2 separate regions of the Mus musculus genome follow, and region 1 is linked to region 2. Evidence: chromatin loops called from intact Hi-C (ENCODE). Cell type or tissue: left cerebral cortex. All regions are shown on one strand. Links, peaks and the distances in the headings refer to the core of each region. The heading gives the core; the rest is flanking DNA.

Evidence for each region. Peaks named below come from ENCODE experiments on the same cell type or tissue, not always from the same donor. Only the 100,000 strongest peaks of a DNase experiment are listed, where the experiment ranks them.
Region 1: a loop joins it to region 2, with 3 times the contacts of the local background. A loop is called at or near these places in 3 of 42 quality-filtered maps.

Annotation. Positions count from the first base shown.
Region 1 is chr16:78,200,779-78,209,116 of GRCm38, reverse strand. No RefSeq gene overlaps it. Among named protein-coding and RNA genes, the nearest start is that of Gm31613, 18 kb to the left of the region's middle. In left cerebral cortex, for the core only: a CTCF peak has its summit at 4,354 (motif pointing right); no DNase peak of the experiment used is centred there.
Region 2 is chr16:78,434,742-78,443,079 of GRCm38, reverse strand. No RefSeq gene overlaps it. Among named protein-coding and RNA genes, the nearest start is that of Gm25038, 15 kb to the right of the region's middle. In left cerebral cortex, for the core only: no CTCF peak of the experiment used is centred there; a DNase peak (open chromatin) is centred at 4,007; H3K27ac peaks cover 7 bases.

The DNA.
Region 1 (8,338 bases), core at 17-8,016, 230 kb after region 2:
AGGAAAAAAAAGTAGTCATTGATTTTACCCAGATGTGACTCTGATAACAAGAAGCCTGGCAGGGAATGCTCACCAGTATAATAGTGGTATAAATATGAGAGTAACCAATTACTTTCTAATTGGATATATGACTGGTTCACAAGTTGAAATCCATACCTGACATGATTATCAAAGCTAAGAACCCATGGGTTGACAGGTCATAGGCTCGAGTAGAAAACCTAAACTATTACTGTGAAAAAAGGTATAATGTATTAGTCAGGGTTCTCCAGAGACACACAACTTACAGAATGTTCGATATGTTATGGGAATTTATTGTAATGACTTAACTGTTAAGTCTATAGTCCAACTAACTCAACAATGGCCAGCTGTGAATGGAAAGTCCAAAAATCTAGTAGTTGCTATTGTCCTGCAAGGTAGTTGTTTCAGCTGCTATTCTGTATAAGCTGGAATCCTGAAGACGTAGGTTCTGACAGATGTGCTGGGCAAGTAAGTGCAAGCAGGCAAAGAAGAGTGAGTGAGCCTTCCACCAATGTCCTTATGTAGGCCTGCAGCAGAAGGTGTGGCTCAGATTAAAGGTGTGTACCACCGTGCCTGGATCTGGAACGTGCTTTGTCCCAGGCTGACCTTAAGATAAGATATCTGCTTGCCTCAATCTCCTGGAATTAAAGGTGTATACTACCTTGCCTGGGCCTCAGCTTTTCATGGCTACGATGCCTCAAGATCTCCATGTCATGGCCTGGGTCAGAAGCCTTTGTCTTTCAGGTTCATGATCCGGATCACAGGTGAACCCTCCAATTCTGGATTGTAGTTCATTCCAGATGTATTTATGTTGACATCCAGGAGTAGCCATCACATATGGTATTAAAACAATCACAGTGACTCATCATCATATCCATAGATGAGTGTGTTTCTTAGTCTTTCTTAGAGAAACCTCTTCTTGCAGTAGACGGGCAATTAATCAAAGACCTACAAGTGGTAAATGTTCAGAAAATAAAAGACCGGGGAATGTTTGGTCCTCAGTGGTTTCTCATATCCCTCCTATCAAGGTTCAGAATTATGGTAGAGAAGACACGTGAGAGCCAGCAGCAGTAAACTATAAGGAAAACGTGTTGTTGTTGTTGTTGTTTTTTTCCAAACACAGCAAAGCATTTACATCTGATCACACAGTGGTTGTGACAGCATGCAAAAGACTGGTACAAGCTCAAACCAGCACGGAGAGGAGATGCAGACATGAAGTCCACCCTAGCTAAAGAGCTGTTGGCGATTGATAACTGATAGGAGAGAGTTGGTTTTCTTTAAGGGTGAAGCCATTGGTAGATTACCTATGTTTCAATGGAGAGTTATATATCCTACAGGATTTGGACAGTACAGCTGTACTCTATGGGTTTAAAACAGAAAGAGAGAGAGAGAGAGAGAGAGAGAGAGAGAGAGAGAGAGAGAGAGAGAGAGAGGGAGAGGGAGAGAGGGAGAGGGAGGGAGAGCGGGAGAGGGAGGGAGAGGGAGAGGGGAGAGGGAGGGAGAGGGGGAGAGGGAGGGAGAGGGGGAGAGGGAGAGGGAGGGAGAGCAGGAGAGGGAGGGAGAGGTGGAGAGGGAGGGAGAGGGGGAGAGGGAGGGAGAGGGGGAGAGGGAGAGCAAACACAATGTTAGGTGGGAAGGGTGGAAATGTATTTGAGAGGAATTACGGGAGGGATGAATATGATGAAATTACACCCTTCAACTCTCAAAGTAATTAAAAATGAGAGGGGAATCCATTTTTAAGAGCACATATGTTGAGTTACACAGAAAGGGATTTATCAGGACACATTTTTGTTCTCATCTCATTCAGCTCCCTGGATAGAATATCTGATAGCATCTGTTGATGGGAGTTGAAAAACAAAACAAAACAACCAACAACCCTAACCCACACCCCCACGCTCTGAGACAGATAAATCCATGATGTGAATCTGTCAATTATAGTGACATCTACTTCATACCATTTTTTCTTAGTGTGTTTCTCCACTAACTAACTAACTAACTAACTAACTAAGTAAGTAAGTAACTAATTTTACATCCCTCTCCTCTGAGTACCCTGCTCGCAAGCCCCCATCCTCCCATTCCCTTTTCCTCTGAGAGGGTGGAGGCCTCTCTGGGTATTCCCCAACTCTGGCATATCAAGTCACTGTCGGACCTCTCCCACTGAGGCCAGACAAGGCAGCAGCCCATTTAGGGGAACAGGATCTACAGACAGGAAACAGATTCAGGGACAGCCCCCACTCAGTTATTGGGAATCCACATGAAGACCAAGCTACATATGTGCAGGTGACTTATGTTCGGCCCATGTATGCTTTTTGGTTGGTGACTTAATCTCTGGGAGCCCCCAAAGTGTCCAGGTCACCTGTCCCTGTTAATCTTCCTGTGGAGTCTTTATCACAACCAGGTCCCTCAATCCTTCCCCCAGGTCTTCTATAAGATTCCCTCAGCAATCTCCAATGTTTGGGTGTGGATCTCTGCTTCTGTTTCAGTCAGCTGCTGGATAGATCCTCTCAGAGAAGAGTTATGATAGGCTCCTGTTTGCAAGCATAATAGTGTCAGGGATTGGATCTTGCCCATGGGCTGGGTCTCAAGTCGGGCCGGTCATTGGATGGTGATTTTCTTAGTCTCTGCTCCATCTTTGTCCCTGTAGGTAGGACACATTTTGGATCAAAGGTTTTGTGGGTGGGTTGGTTGGTGTCTTTATCTCGCTACTAGAAGTCTTGCCTGGATACAAGTGGTGGCCACTTCAGGCTCAAGTCACCTAATGCTAGGAGTCTCAGCTAGAGTTGTCCTCATAGATTCCCCATAGCGGCCCACCCATCCAGATCTCTGCATGTCTTAGAGATCCACCCCCCCCCAATATGCCAATTTCCATTGACTCTTGGCCCTCTCTCCCTGGCTCTCCCTATACCTTATCCCAATTCCCTTCTCCATCCCCTCTCCCACACGGTTCTTTTCCTCCATCAACCACCGATAACGGTTTTATTTCCCTTTCCAAGTGAGATTCAAGCAGACTCCATTGGGCCCTCCTTGTTATTTAGCATTTTTGGATTCTGTATCTTAGTGTGGTTACCTTGTACTTTCTGGCTAATATCCACTTACTACATACCATGCATGTCCTTTCGGGACTGGGTTACCTCGCTCAAGATGATATTTTCTAGTTCCATCCATTTGCCTGCCAATTTCATGATGTCCTTGTCTTTAATAGCTGAGCAGTATTCCATTGTATAGATGTACCACATTCTCTTTATCCATTCTTCCATTGAGGGAGATCTGGGTTGTTTCCAGTTTCTGGTTATTATGAAAAAAAAGCTGCTATGAATATATCTTTCTATCCAATTAGAACATGCTATTTAAAATTTCTGAAAATCAAACAGAACCTTCAGAAAAGTCTGCTATCCTCTGGGCAGAAGCGACAGAACATAGCAATGAACGAGGAGGTTGAGTATGGATCCTTCCCCTTTCATTTTTATATTTCCTTTGTCAGTTTGCCCAATAATGTGTATTATATATTTTTAAAAAAAACTAAGGAAACTCAAGGCCTACTGTGTTCATGGCTTTGAAAATCCCGGTGCATAATAACTCACTTCAGAATACACACTTCTCAGGCATTGGTTTTTTTTGCTCTCATCTCCTTAGTCTTAGCAAGAGTAAAGAATTTGCAATCACAGACTCTGCCTGCCTTTTCCTGTCTCATTAACAAGAGCAACATAAAGTGTCCTGTGCACGACGAGCCAGGCCAGTGAGGGTTGGATTTAATATTTCTATCAACATTTTCTGTTACAGGAAAAGTTTTTAGTTTACAAATTGAGAGAATGTGGGCATATGGTGTTTTAAAAGTACCCCCCCCCACACACACCTAAGCTAAAAATAAAAACCCCTTGCTGAAATTATATCATATGCTGATCCCCTCAGGAGACTTTGCTACCCAGGTAGACCTGAAGAAGAATGTGAAAGAAAAGTTTATGACATCACCTTTAAATTTTAATTCCATCTATAGGTTCATTGCACTACAAAATTAGAAAGAAAAAAAAAAAAAAAAGAAGAAGTATTCTAGTTGGGAGAAAAGCCCCTACTTTTCCTTCCACATTTCCTAATTTGACCCTGTAGAAGTAGTTATTTATAGTGTTCATGTATGCACACATATAAATATTATATATCCAAATATATATATATACTGTATATGTATATATATGTACACATATATACATATATCATATATTTATATCATATGTCATGTGTATCAGTATATATCATTTAAAAAAAAAGATTTATTTATTATTATTATAATACACAAGTACACTGTAGCTGTCTTCAGATGCACCAGAAGAGGGCATCAGGTCTCATTACAGGTGGTTGTGAGTTACCATGTGGTTGTTGGGATTTGACTCAAGACCTTCGGAAGAGCAGTCAGTGCTCTTAATCGCTAAGCCATCTCACCATCCCCCTCCTTTTCACTTTACTCAACTGTTTTAGGTCCTGAGAATCAGCAGCCTTGAAGCTGGAACAACGTCAAGCTTTCTTTGTTGTGAACACAGCCCAGAGCATAAGGGAGAGATTACTGAAAACACGGTGCTAGCAATGATGTCATCGTCTCCCTCCAGTGTTTGCTGAGAAGAGCAGGGGACCAACTGGACCCAGTGCACACTGGAGTGTTGAGCCAATCAGACCTACCTCTCAGGGTTGCCTGATGGAGCTCCTGCAAGCGCGTTCCTTAAGATCCGGGGGCCGGATTTATGCCCCTGAAAGCCTTTCTCCTCAAACAATTGGAGTGATTGTGTTTTCATTAAGTCCTCAGATTCATTAGAGACAGATTGAATTTCCTTAAAATACAATGTGATAAGATGATTGTATTATAACTATGATGTCTCAAGAACTCATTTTCTCTCTTCCCTTCTGTTTTTCTTTCTTTATCGATGAGATTGTTGCTATGTTTCCCAAGCTGGTCTCCGACTACTTCCCACGTTGACCTCCTGAGTAGTTTAGACTGCAACACACCCCAGTGGGCCCTGCTCCAATCTAGTTGTTTTTTGTAAAAACCCATCTTCATTTTTTTAATAACTTATTTATATATTTTATTTTATACACATTGGTGATGTGATTGCAGGTATGTCTCTCTGTGTGTCTCAGATCCCCGGGAACAGGAGTTGCAGACAGTTGTGAGCTGCCATGTGGGCACTGAGACTTGAACCCAGGTCCTCTGATCTCTTAACTGCTGAGCTGTCTCTCCAGTTCTCTAATCTAGTTTTTATGAAAGTAGTCATGTACAGGGTTAAAATATTAGTTTGTGATGAAAAGTTACAAGTAAAACCAAATTACTTTTTGTTTGTTTGTTTGTTTGTTTCGAGACAGGGTTTCTCTGTGTAGCCCTGGCTATCCTGGAACTCACTCTGTAGATCAGGCTGGCCTCGAACTCAGAAATCTGCCTGCCTCTGCGTTCCAAGTGTTGGGATTAAAGGCATGTGCCACCACTGCAGGGCTAAATCCACATTACTTGTTTCAGCTTTTCAATGAAATGAAAATTGTTAACTGTACCAAGAGGCTCCATCACAGGCAACATTTCCAGTTCTTTCCCAACATTTCAAGAACAACACAGCTTTCACTCAACTGCTTTGAGTTTCAGCATTTGATAGTTGTTCATTATTTCTTATTATAAAACTAAGAGAATTCAAGACACTAAGCAAACACTTTCTGTTTTCCCGCAGACCCAACTCATTTGACAGAATTCTTGGTTCGATTGAGACACAATGTTTACTCTGCTGTTGCTGTCGTTCCTATCAGAACCGAGTCACACAGGGGTTGGACAACGATTTGCTGTGGACCTTTCACATATGCTTACGGTCAGAGAGTTTTGGTGTTAGACTTCTCTGCCAAGCCTACAGGTAAAGAAGTGTGCCCCCCTACCCCCCATGCTCTCAGGCTAGCAGGAGATCTCGACTTTGCTCTTCTTTCAATAGAAACTGTATTTTAAAACTTGACCTTCTGCAGCTCAGAACCTGTAGTTGATACTCTCTCTTGGGCAGAGCTGGGCAGTGGCAGCTGGCTGTAGCTCCCCTTCAGAGGGTTTCCCTGTCCTTAGGAGGGAAACCAAGAGGTGCTCTGTAGTGTCCTGTGTTGTTGTAGTGTCCTGAGCTGTGGTTTCCAGGTCTTTAGTAATATTAACCTCATTGACAACTTAAATCCACTTTAAATATGTGATTTGTTTGTTGGGTGCAGAGGCCAACATAAACACATGCAGCCTATTTGTATAGTAAGCGACAGGTGAGTGCTTGCTTAGCTCTGTTGCTTTGAACATTTGGAACTTGTACCAGAGAAACCTGCTCACCTCATGAGGGCTAGGAGTCAGAAAGAGGGATTTAGACCGAGGGTCTGATCTTTCAAAGGCATGCCTCCAGTTGCAAAACGTCTCTCCACTAGGCTCTGCCTCCTTTGTTAGTCACTGATCTGTTGTGAAGAGACCATGACCAAGGTAGCTCTTATAAAAGAAAGCATTAAGAGGGGGGCTTGTTTGCAGTTCCAGAGGCTTCATCCATTAGCATCATGGCAGGAAGCATGTTAGCAGGCATGCATGGTGCTGGAGAAGTAGCTAAGAGCTACACCCTGAGCCATAGGTGGCTAGACACTAGGACTAGCATAGGCATTTGAAACCTCAAAGCTCACCAACCCCAGTGAGACACTTCTTCCAACAGGGCCATACCTTTTAATCTTTGTTATCTCTTTAAACGGTTCCATTCCCAGGAGACCGAATCTACACCCTGGCGGGCAGGCATTGTATATGACCCTATGGGGCTCATTGTCATATTCCTCTAGGTGCCATCACCTCCTACGAGGATTGAGTGCGGATGACTCTGCCTTTAGGCCTTGGGGCTCTAGGAGATGCTCTGGCTTCAAACGATAGCAGACTCCAGAGAATGAGAGATGTGCTCTTGGTAGGATTACTCTGAAAAGACCTAAAAAAAACCCAAATCAGTTTCTTGCTCCACTCTTGGAGGCAAAAGGAAAGAAAGACTGTTTGGGACTCTAGCAAAATCTGAAGTTGTTTTGTTTTGGGGAGCTACACGCTACACACTGTGCGAGGGAACATGGCATCTGAAGCTTTCTTTTTGGAATTTGAGAGGGAGCTGGGCAATGACTCGGTGGGTAAAGTGCTTGCCACACACCTATGAGGATTGGAGTTCAGATTCCAAGCAACCAAGTAAATGCCAGGCAGGCGTGGCATCCTGCGTACAGTTCCAGCATGTGGGAGACAGAGGCAGAGAACATACTGGCTAGTTACATTAGCTCGAAGGGCAGGCTTCAGGTTCAAGGGAGAGATCCCGTCTCAGTATATAACATGAACAGAGAGCAAGGATGCCTAATGTTAAACTCTAGCTTCTACACACATGCCAACACGGGTTCTCTACACACATGGACATAAGTGAGCACATGTTCATATGTGTGACCACATGCACACATGTAGCCCAAGATTAAAAATAGAAGGTTCAGTGAACGACTAATAGTGGCACAAAGAGAGAAAGACAAATGGTAAAAAAAAAAAAAAAAAAAAAAAAAAACATACGTAGAAAAAGGGGGGGGGTAGCCTTTGGGGATAGGAATAAAAAGGATGCAACAGTTCATTGTTCCAACTTCGGGATTTGTATGGGAGTTATTTGAAGTTATGTTGGTTTTAGAAAGCATGGGACGCTGAAGTGCTGCAGGCTTGACGCATGTGGCCATCAGTTAGTACCATGTCAGGATTATGACTGGGCACACGAGAAAAAAGGTACATATCTATCTCTATATATGCTGGAGACATTTGTCACGTGATCCCTGGTGTCTTTGTCATGCACACACACACACACATATATATGTACACACACATGTGTACACACACACACACACACACACACACACACACTGGAGCTTCCCAGTCGTCTCTATAGTGTCACATGATCCCTGGTGTCTTTGTCATATATATATATATATACACACACACACATACACACACACACATATATGTACACACACATGTGTATACACACACACACACACACACACACACTGGAGCTTCCCAGTCGTCTCTATAGTGTCACGTGACCCCTGGTGTCTTTGTCATGCACACACACACACACACACACACACACACACATATGTACACACATGTGTACACACACACACACACACACACATACACACACGCGCGCGCACACACACTGGAGCTTCCCAGTCGTCTCTATAGTGTCACATGACAGGGCAGAAGCCATCAGTGTCCTCAGGGTGCTAGAGAGCTTGCTCTTTTGCATGTAGACTCATTGAACATCTACGTCTAGAATCAGCAGGAAGCCCA
Region 2 (8,338 bases), core at 288-8,287:
TGTTCCCTGTTTCCTAGGAATGAAAATGCAGAGCAGCAGGTATGATCACCATGGTAACCTGAAGAGCGCTGGAATATTGAAAATGGAACCAAACTGGGTACATTTATCATCCTATTTCCTCCAGGCGCTTATTCTCTTCCACAGGTCTTCCACATATCAAGTGTTGACCTTGTCATGAGACCATGAGTTCAGCCCCTAGGAGCATGAAAAATAGAAACAAACACAGCACATGCACACTCGCGAGGTTTTGTTTTGTTTTTGTTTGTTTGTTTGTTTGTTTGTTTCATTCTCTTCTGTTTGCTTTTGGAAATAATCATGGGCTTTTTTATCTCTTTATTTTTAAGCATAACTTTAAAAAAAGAAACATGACCCTACGTTGGATTTAGCAAAGGATAAATAGTACAGATATCTTTTTATGGACACACACTTTTACATTATGTTTTAAGATCAGAAATGTATCATCTGACCTAACTTGTTTACCGGGACCCTTTTGAAGTAGGAATGCTGTTGGCTTTTTAGCACTCTGTGGTAAGGACTTCCCTACCTGCAAACCAACAATCTCCTGTCTACCCAGACAAGATCAAACACAAGGAATTTACAGTTTTTTTTTTTCAAAATTCAGTCACATGAATTTCAATGTCTTTAGAGAATAGGAAATGTAGGTGTTTGGCATGAAAGCTTCTGTTCGCAGACACCAGGCTGTCTCGCCTCAGTGCATTGTTTTCTGTACTTCCTTGTCTTCCTGCCTCTCGGAATTATAGCTAAGGACCTGGACCTTAGCTGGATCTAACCTTCAGTCCTGTGCGTTTCTCAGTAACTACAAAGTCTAGCAGAAGGTCACTCTGCTTCTTTGAAGGGCCTGATTCTGCTTCTTTAGTGGCATTGACACAAATCTGTGGGGTGTTGGCCATCATCCTACGAACAGTAAACCGTTGAAGGCCGACTGCCTTAAGTAATGCATAGCTGGAGAGGCAGCATGCTTCATCTGCTGCCTAGCATCTAAAACCGGCAGTAGCTGGAGGCCCAGGAGCAGGTGAGCATTCTTGCATTGAACCTCTGGGAAACTCAGACCAAAGGCTGAAAACTATACAGTATTGGGAAAGGACTGGTCCCAAGACTTCTACAGAGAGTAAAATCAGCATATGTCCAAGTTTCTTAATAAAATGGCTTGTTGTTTGACTACAAACTCTGAACACTTGTCCTTAATAAATCAACTAATATATAATTTATTATAATTAACAATCTAATAACAATACAATGGTTTTCTGGGCTTGTTGAGATATGAGCTCCCTAGGTAGCCCAGGCCGGCTTTGAACTCCTCATCTTCCTGCTTCAGCTTCCCACACATTGAGATGTGTGCACCACTTGGGCCAGCTTTAGCTCCTAATGTAACATGTACCCTAAGTCAATAATTGTTTTAACTAATTGTCTACCGAGTGCTAAGGAAAAATAAACCTGTGTGCATTCAGAAGTTTTCACCCATGTGTGGATGAATCCAGAGGTTCTGTGCTCATGGATAAGAAAGGACAATTATTATTCCTTACCAACCAAGTCCCTAGACTAAGTAGATGAGAAATGCCTGGTATTTTTGTAGGTCAGATGCGAGATAGGTGTTGTTCATAACACTCTAAATTCATTTCCATTCCACTGCACCCCAAAAGCCAGAGAACAGCAAAGTTCACAGCTCATTACAAAACAAAAACAAAACAAAACAAAAACAAAAACCCAAGCCCACAAGGAACTAACCGGACTTGCAGGCATCCTGAGCATCTTTGGAGGGAGAAGGCTTATTTTCCAGGGGCGGTGTCTGACAGTGCTTACACAGCATGCCTTCTCTCTACTCCCCACCTCCCAGTTGCCCATGCTCCTCTCAGTAAAAGCAGGATGGGCGTCATGATGGCCATTTGCCTAGGCAACTCAGTGTCCGTCATATTGGGGTTCTCCCTTACAAAATGAGACCCACATGTTTCGCGACCTTGTAATTGAGGTAGCTGGAGTGAAGGTGATGTTCTGGGGGAAAACGGCAAGTTAAATTATTTTTTTTCCGTGAGATCTGATGAAAAAGAGAGTCAGAATATGAAAACATGAGCTCTATTCCAGAAGGAGAGGTGGGACTAGAGAGAAGGCTTTACCGTTAAGAATGGTTGCTCCTCTCTCATGGACCAGAATTTGGATCCCACCTCTCATGTTGACCCACTCACAACCACCTACCAACTCCAACACAAGGTGACAGATGAGTGATAGACTTGTAAGAAATAAGCCAAAGCCAGCGGCTGCCCCTGGAAGGGTGTGGTGGTTTGAGTGAGAAGTCTCCCATCATCTTGGACATTTGAATACTTGGTCCCTAGTTGGTGGGTGTTTGAGGGGGATTAAGGCCTCACTGGAGGAAGTATGTCACTGGAGGTTTCTAAAGAACTCCCACCTTTTCAAGCTAGCCCTCTCTGCTTCCTGTTCTGTCATTTAAGATGTGAGTTCATCTTAAGCTGCCAGCTCTTGTTCCAGCTGCCTGCCTGGTTCTATCTCTGTTTTGCAATCCTGGACTCTAAGCTCCTGGAACTGTAAGCTCCAAATAAACTCTTTTTTTTTTTCTTTTTTCTTTCTTTTCTTTTCTTTTCTTTTTTTTTTTTTTTTTTTAAGCTACTTTGGTCATGGTGTTTTATCACAACAATAGAAAAGAGATGAATACAGGGGGCAGAGTGTGTGTGTGGCGGTGGGGGTAGGGGGGAGGGATGACACAAGTTATTTCCTAAGGGAATCCAGGCACAACAGTCCTACCCTCGAGACAAGCCCACACCCTCACCTGGATTCCAGCTGGAGGCTTCACTGAGGCAATAATCCTCTATCAGAAGGAGGAGTCGCACAAAGAAAGCCATTTTTAACACTCAGTGTAACATAGACAGCAGAAGAGGGCCACATTGAGACACAGCCTATTGTTAAAAGCTGAGCCGTGTGGGAGGCCTGAGAACAAAGAATGACCATTGGTCAAGAAGATTTCATCTGGCCTGCCACTGCCCGAGGGTGAAGGAAGGTCCAGGGAGGCAATTGTGGAGAGTGGGAGAGAGCCAGCGTTAACAAGCCAAAAGGTGCAATTAACAGGAGGCACAGCTCAGGCAGGGGAGTTCTTAGAAAAAGATAGCTCTGTGATCAGTAGCCAAGGGCAGATCTCATCAGTTGATAGTAACCGTGGAGTTATGGCTGGGAGCCTTGGGTTAGCAGGTAGGTCAGGCTGTGAAGCACCTGTCTCCCTTTTACTGTGTCGGGAGAACACAAAGAGCACCCTTTGCTGTCCACAGCTGCATTCCCTCCGTGGGATCATGAGGACTCAGGCAGCCAAAGGTCAAAGGCAGGTGCTACACCTGAGCAGACCTCAGCTTGTGGATGCTCCCCACACACCCAAGGCATCTGAAAGACACTGTCCCCCAGCTAGAGAGGACATGATCTATAGGATCTGGGGAGGGTAAGAAAACCATCCCAACATCCACCACGCAAGGCTTGCCTGTGTGTGGAGGTCGGAGGACAACTTGCCAGAGCTGGCTTTCCACTGGTTCTGGGACTCCTGGGCTTGAATCTGCTTCATTTTTGTACCTTTTATTACTGGGGAATCTTTTCCCCTGTTCTTTAAATCCTAGCCCTCTAGCTCCCTTTTCTTTTCCTCCGGTACAATTCCTCCATTCCTCCTCTTTTTCCTTTCTTTTGTGTAGCCTCGCCCCTCCTGTTTCTACCTTTCTCCTGTTTCCTTCCCTTCAATGATCCACGTACTATTCCCAGAGTTACTCTAGACTCTTTTTAAATAATTCTAGCACATTTTGCAACAGTTTTTACACTTTCTGTTTCATGGTCACTGGCGTTGTATTTATAATTGGTTTGAATTTATTTTAAGCACATTATATATCTTATATGGTTTGATGTCATAAATATATTCATTCAAGAAATTCAGACATGAGTACTAGGTGTTGGGGTTGCTAAAAATGAATAATTTATGTCCACAATGCCAGTGCCTTTGAATTCTGCTTTTTACTGTGGGTGTGGTGAAAGTATAAATAGACATATAAAACAATCGGTACTCTTGCAGCCCTGTGAGAACTTGTGCCCAGATATGAACAGTGTGTGTGGCTAACCTGGGGTAAGCCACTCTTTCCTAGTGTGTGGGGCTAACCTGGGGAAAGCCACTCTTTCCTAGTGTGTGGGGCTAACCTGGGGAAAGCCACTCTTTCCTAGGTGAGTTGCACAGGTTGGAGGCAGGTCCCAGAACACACAGGAAACAGGGTCACTGAAAATGTCCCTGGGTCACAGCCACCTCAAGGTGGACCAATGCTATCTTGCCCAGTAGGTTCTCATCGTTCATCCCAGTGCTTAACAGCTCTGAAGTCATCCAAGAGAAGAAAGGCCAAGGAAGAAGCAGGCACCACAGTTTGAATATAGGTCTAATGGTTAGCGCTGCAGTGTATGCATCAGTCAAACACATACACTGCAGCGTGGACAGGGCTCCCCTCACAAAGTAATCCAGCCTGAGAGGAATAAAAAACAACAAATGTAGCTCTTCTCAGTTAGTTGTAGGGGTAAAAGTCCAAGATCCAGGAGTCAAAAGAGTTGCGCTCTCTCTCTCTCTCTCTCTCTCTCTCTCTCTCTCTCTCTCTCTCTCTCTCTCTCTCTCTCTCACATGTGTGTTGTGATCATAAAAAAGAGAAAGAGCTATAAGAATATGTTCTGGCGGAGTGTGTGGGAAGCGGGTGCCCCAGCGGGCCCATGCCAAGGTATAGTATAGAATAGAGTTTATTCGGAGCATGGGGAGGGGAGTTAAGAGGGTAGCAGAGGCAGAGAAAGGCAGAGAGAAGGAGAGAACAAAGAAGTAGAGTCTGGCCATGACCATGTGGAGAGAGGGGGCAAGTGGGAAGCAGGAGTACAGGAGACAAGAGAGTAAGAGAGAGAGGAGGGGCCAAGCAGCTCCTTTTATAGTGAGCCAAGCCTACCTGGCTGTTGCCAGGTAACTGAGGGGAGGAGCATACCTGGCTGCTGCCAGGAACTGTGGGGATGGAATTTAGACAGAACACACACACACACACACACACACACACACACACACACACACATGTCTGTCTAGTGTTTGTTTGTCTCTTTCCCTCCCTCCCTTCCTCCTCTCCTTCCCTCACCCCTTCCTCTCTTTCCTTGGCTTATATGCATTAAACCATTGACTACATGCTACAAGAATGATGGCTGACACCCCTAACGACCTTAACTAGAGTTTCTATCTTGAATGTCCCCCCCAAAGACCTGTCTTAAATGTTGGATCCCCAGATAGCTCTACTTGAAATGGATAACTCTTTAGAAGTAGGGTCCAGTGAGCTTGTGCTTTTGAAAAGGTGTCTGGCCCCTGGCCCCTTTGTTTTTGCCTCATGATGGTGAGGCAGGCAGTGTTGCTGTGCTCTCACTGCGGTCATGATGTCGTGGCCCCCTAAAATAAAGGGAGCCAGCAGACCGCACACTGAAACCTTCAAGACTGGGAGCCAGGAGAGGTCTTTTTCCCTTGAGGTCATTGTCCTTGTTATAGGAATCCTAAATATAACAAGTTTATAAAAGAAAAAAAAACCTATTCTTTATTTCATCAGAATTCTATGACAAAGGACCAACAGAAAAGAAAACCCAAAGGCTTGATGAGGCGTGGGCACCTGTGTCAAAATGTGATTATACTCTAAGGGAATAGTGATCAGCTCTGAGGGAAACTTAGCAAGCTCCATGGGTTCCAACTCTTTCTGCTACTTGGTACATCAGTCCTTCTTCCAGACCTAGGATAGGATGCCTTTAGGACATAAAGATCTTTGGAGAGAAGGGGCAAGGTCAGAGAGTGGCTTTTTAAGGTATTGTGACTTGTTTTCATGGGGAGGAGTTCCTACCTCTCGGACAGGCCTCCCCCCACCCCAGAGGATAATTCTGGTTCTTATGACTTGCCTTGGAGGAAGAAAGGGAATGACCAGAAAGGTAGGAAAGGATCCTAGAGACATTGCTTCACAGACCCTGGGATGGCAGGTTCTTAGCCTGGGATGGTGGGTTCTTAGCCCTGGGATGGCAGGTTCTTAGCCTGGGATGGTGGGTTCTTAGCCCTGGGATGGCAGGTTCTTAGCCTGGGATGGTGGGTTCTTAGCCCTGGGATGGCGGGTTCTTAGCCCTAGGATGGTGGGTTCTTAGCCCGGGATGGTGGGTTCTTAGCCCTGGGATGGCAGGTTCTTAGCCCTGGGATGGCGGGTTCTTAGCCCTGGGATGGCAGATTCTTAGCCCTAGGATGGCGGGTTCTTAGCCCTGGGATGGTGGGTTCTTAGCCCTGGGATGGCAGGTTCTTAGCCCTGGGATGGCGGGTGGTTAGCCCTGGGATGGCGGGTTCTTAGTCCCAACACTGGTTTACTCCATTCCTTTTACATGGTCTCTCCTCGATGACTATCTTCTTGCAAAGACAATAATCACACTGACAAGGCCTGACCATATGATCCTAATCACTTCCCATTGCTGGTTGAATTCCCTAAGAGACTCATATTTTGAACCCTTCATCCTCAGTTAGTGACAGTGTTTTGAGAAGCTATATAAACTTCAGGGATTCGAACCTAGGTGGAGGAATGTCAGTGGGGATATGTCTCTGAAGGTTGTAGATTATCATCAACCCCTTCTGCTCTCTATTTCCTGTCTGCTATAAAGTGAACAGTGTCGCTTACCCATATGCTTCCACTGCACAAGTGTATATTTAGAAATGGGACCTAGTGGGAGGACTGAACCTTCTGAAACTGTAAACAAAAATCCTCACCTCTTACCATGTGACCTTACTAACACATCTGTACATTGGGAATCACTCTCCTCTCTAGAGAACACTCTATGGGCCAATTCATACACACGTTATCAGTTTTATTATGATTAGCCTTTCTCAGGAACTATTATAGTATTACATTATATAGTAGATGTAGTGTATACATATATTAGTAATATATATCTTAGGCATTTAACCTTTGGTTTATGTGCCCTATCTACTTTATTTAATCCCATGGACTATAAACCATTAGCTCCAGAATAATAGTATCCCAACTGCCCCCCTGAGATGGCTGAGCACAAATCCCATGGGAAAGCTCGTAAGGACTTACATTGTGCAACTGATAGAGCAATTCAAAATCCGACTTCCCCTTTTTAGATGGTGCATTCTATCCTCGGGTACCTGATCTTCTAGTACAGTTCCTATGACAACGTCTCTCTGCAATGTTTTTCTGCTCTTTCCAAATATCAACGGTACTGTGTTTCTTCCTGTTCCCAAACAAATAAACAAAAATATAGCAAGTAAACTCTTAAGTGAGGGGCTGCTTATCTTTAGAAAGGAAAAATCTCAAAATGGATCCACAATGCCTCATGAACCAAGACAGGAAATCCCTTTGGAGTGTTTCCTTAAATGTTAGAAAGCCTCATTGTCACGCACTCAATTTGCAGCACAGTTATTGGTAACATGTACAAAGATTAGGTGATCATAAGGCACAGTTTAATGCAAAAAAAAAAAAAACAAAAAGAGAGAGAGAGAGAGAGAGAGGTACATTTGAATGCTGAAGCTTGAAGTATTTTCCTTGACATTTCTTTTGTCTTTACTATCTGCTTCAATTTTCACAACTGTATTGTAACATGTCAACAAAGGGAACTTTCTGTGCACAAAGGAACTCTAATTTATAGCCAAGGGATGCATTGGCATATGAAATGTGCTAATGGAATTAATATTTTAAGAACTGAATAGACAGTATTCAAAGTTATTTTTCAGAATGTACACACACACACACACACACACACAGAGGGAGGGAGGGAGAGAGAGAGAGAGAGAGAGAGAGAGAGAGAGAGAGAGAGAGAGGGAGAGAGAGAGAGAGAGAGAGAGGGAGAAGGATTTCTAGATTATATGGTATGTCTTTTAAATAATAAATTGTATATCTCAAAAAATGTCGGTATTTTTAAAATCAAAATCAAACTTACTACATAGCATTTAGAGGAATTTTAATTGGGAAAATCTATGGGCTTAAGTTATGCAATATGAGAAGTTAGGTGTCTCTATTTTTGCAGAAGCCACATAAGCAAACCCCTGCCTGGGTCAATTGTCCAGACAGAATGTGTGTTGGCCCTCCTCATGCACCTGTCTCTTCACTGAGATTCCTCCAGGAAGATGCTCCTCGAGGTTTCAAATGAAAGGTCCAAGTATTTGGAATACCCGATGGTGTCAAATTCCTGTTTGCTCAATGATACAGCCTGGGATGTGTCTTTGCTATCACTTCCGTGTAGCACTGATGACAGATAGCCATGCAGAGCTCCAGTGGTTAGAGCATCCCAGTGT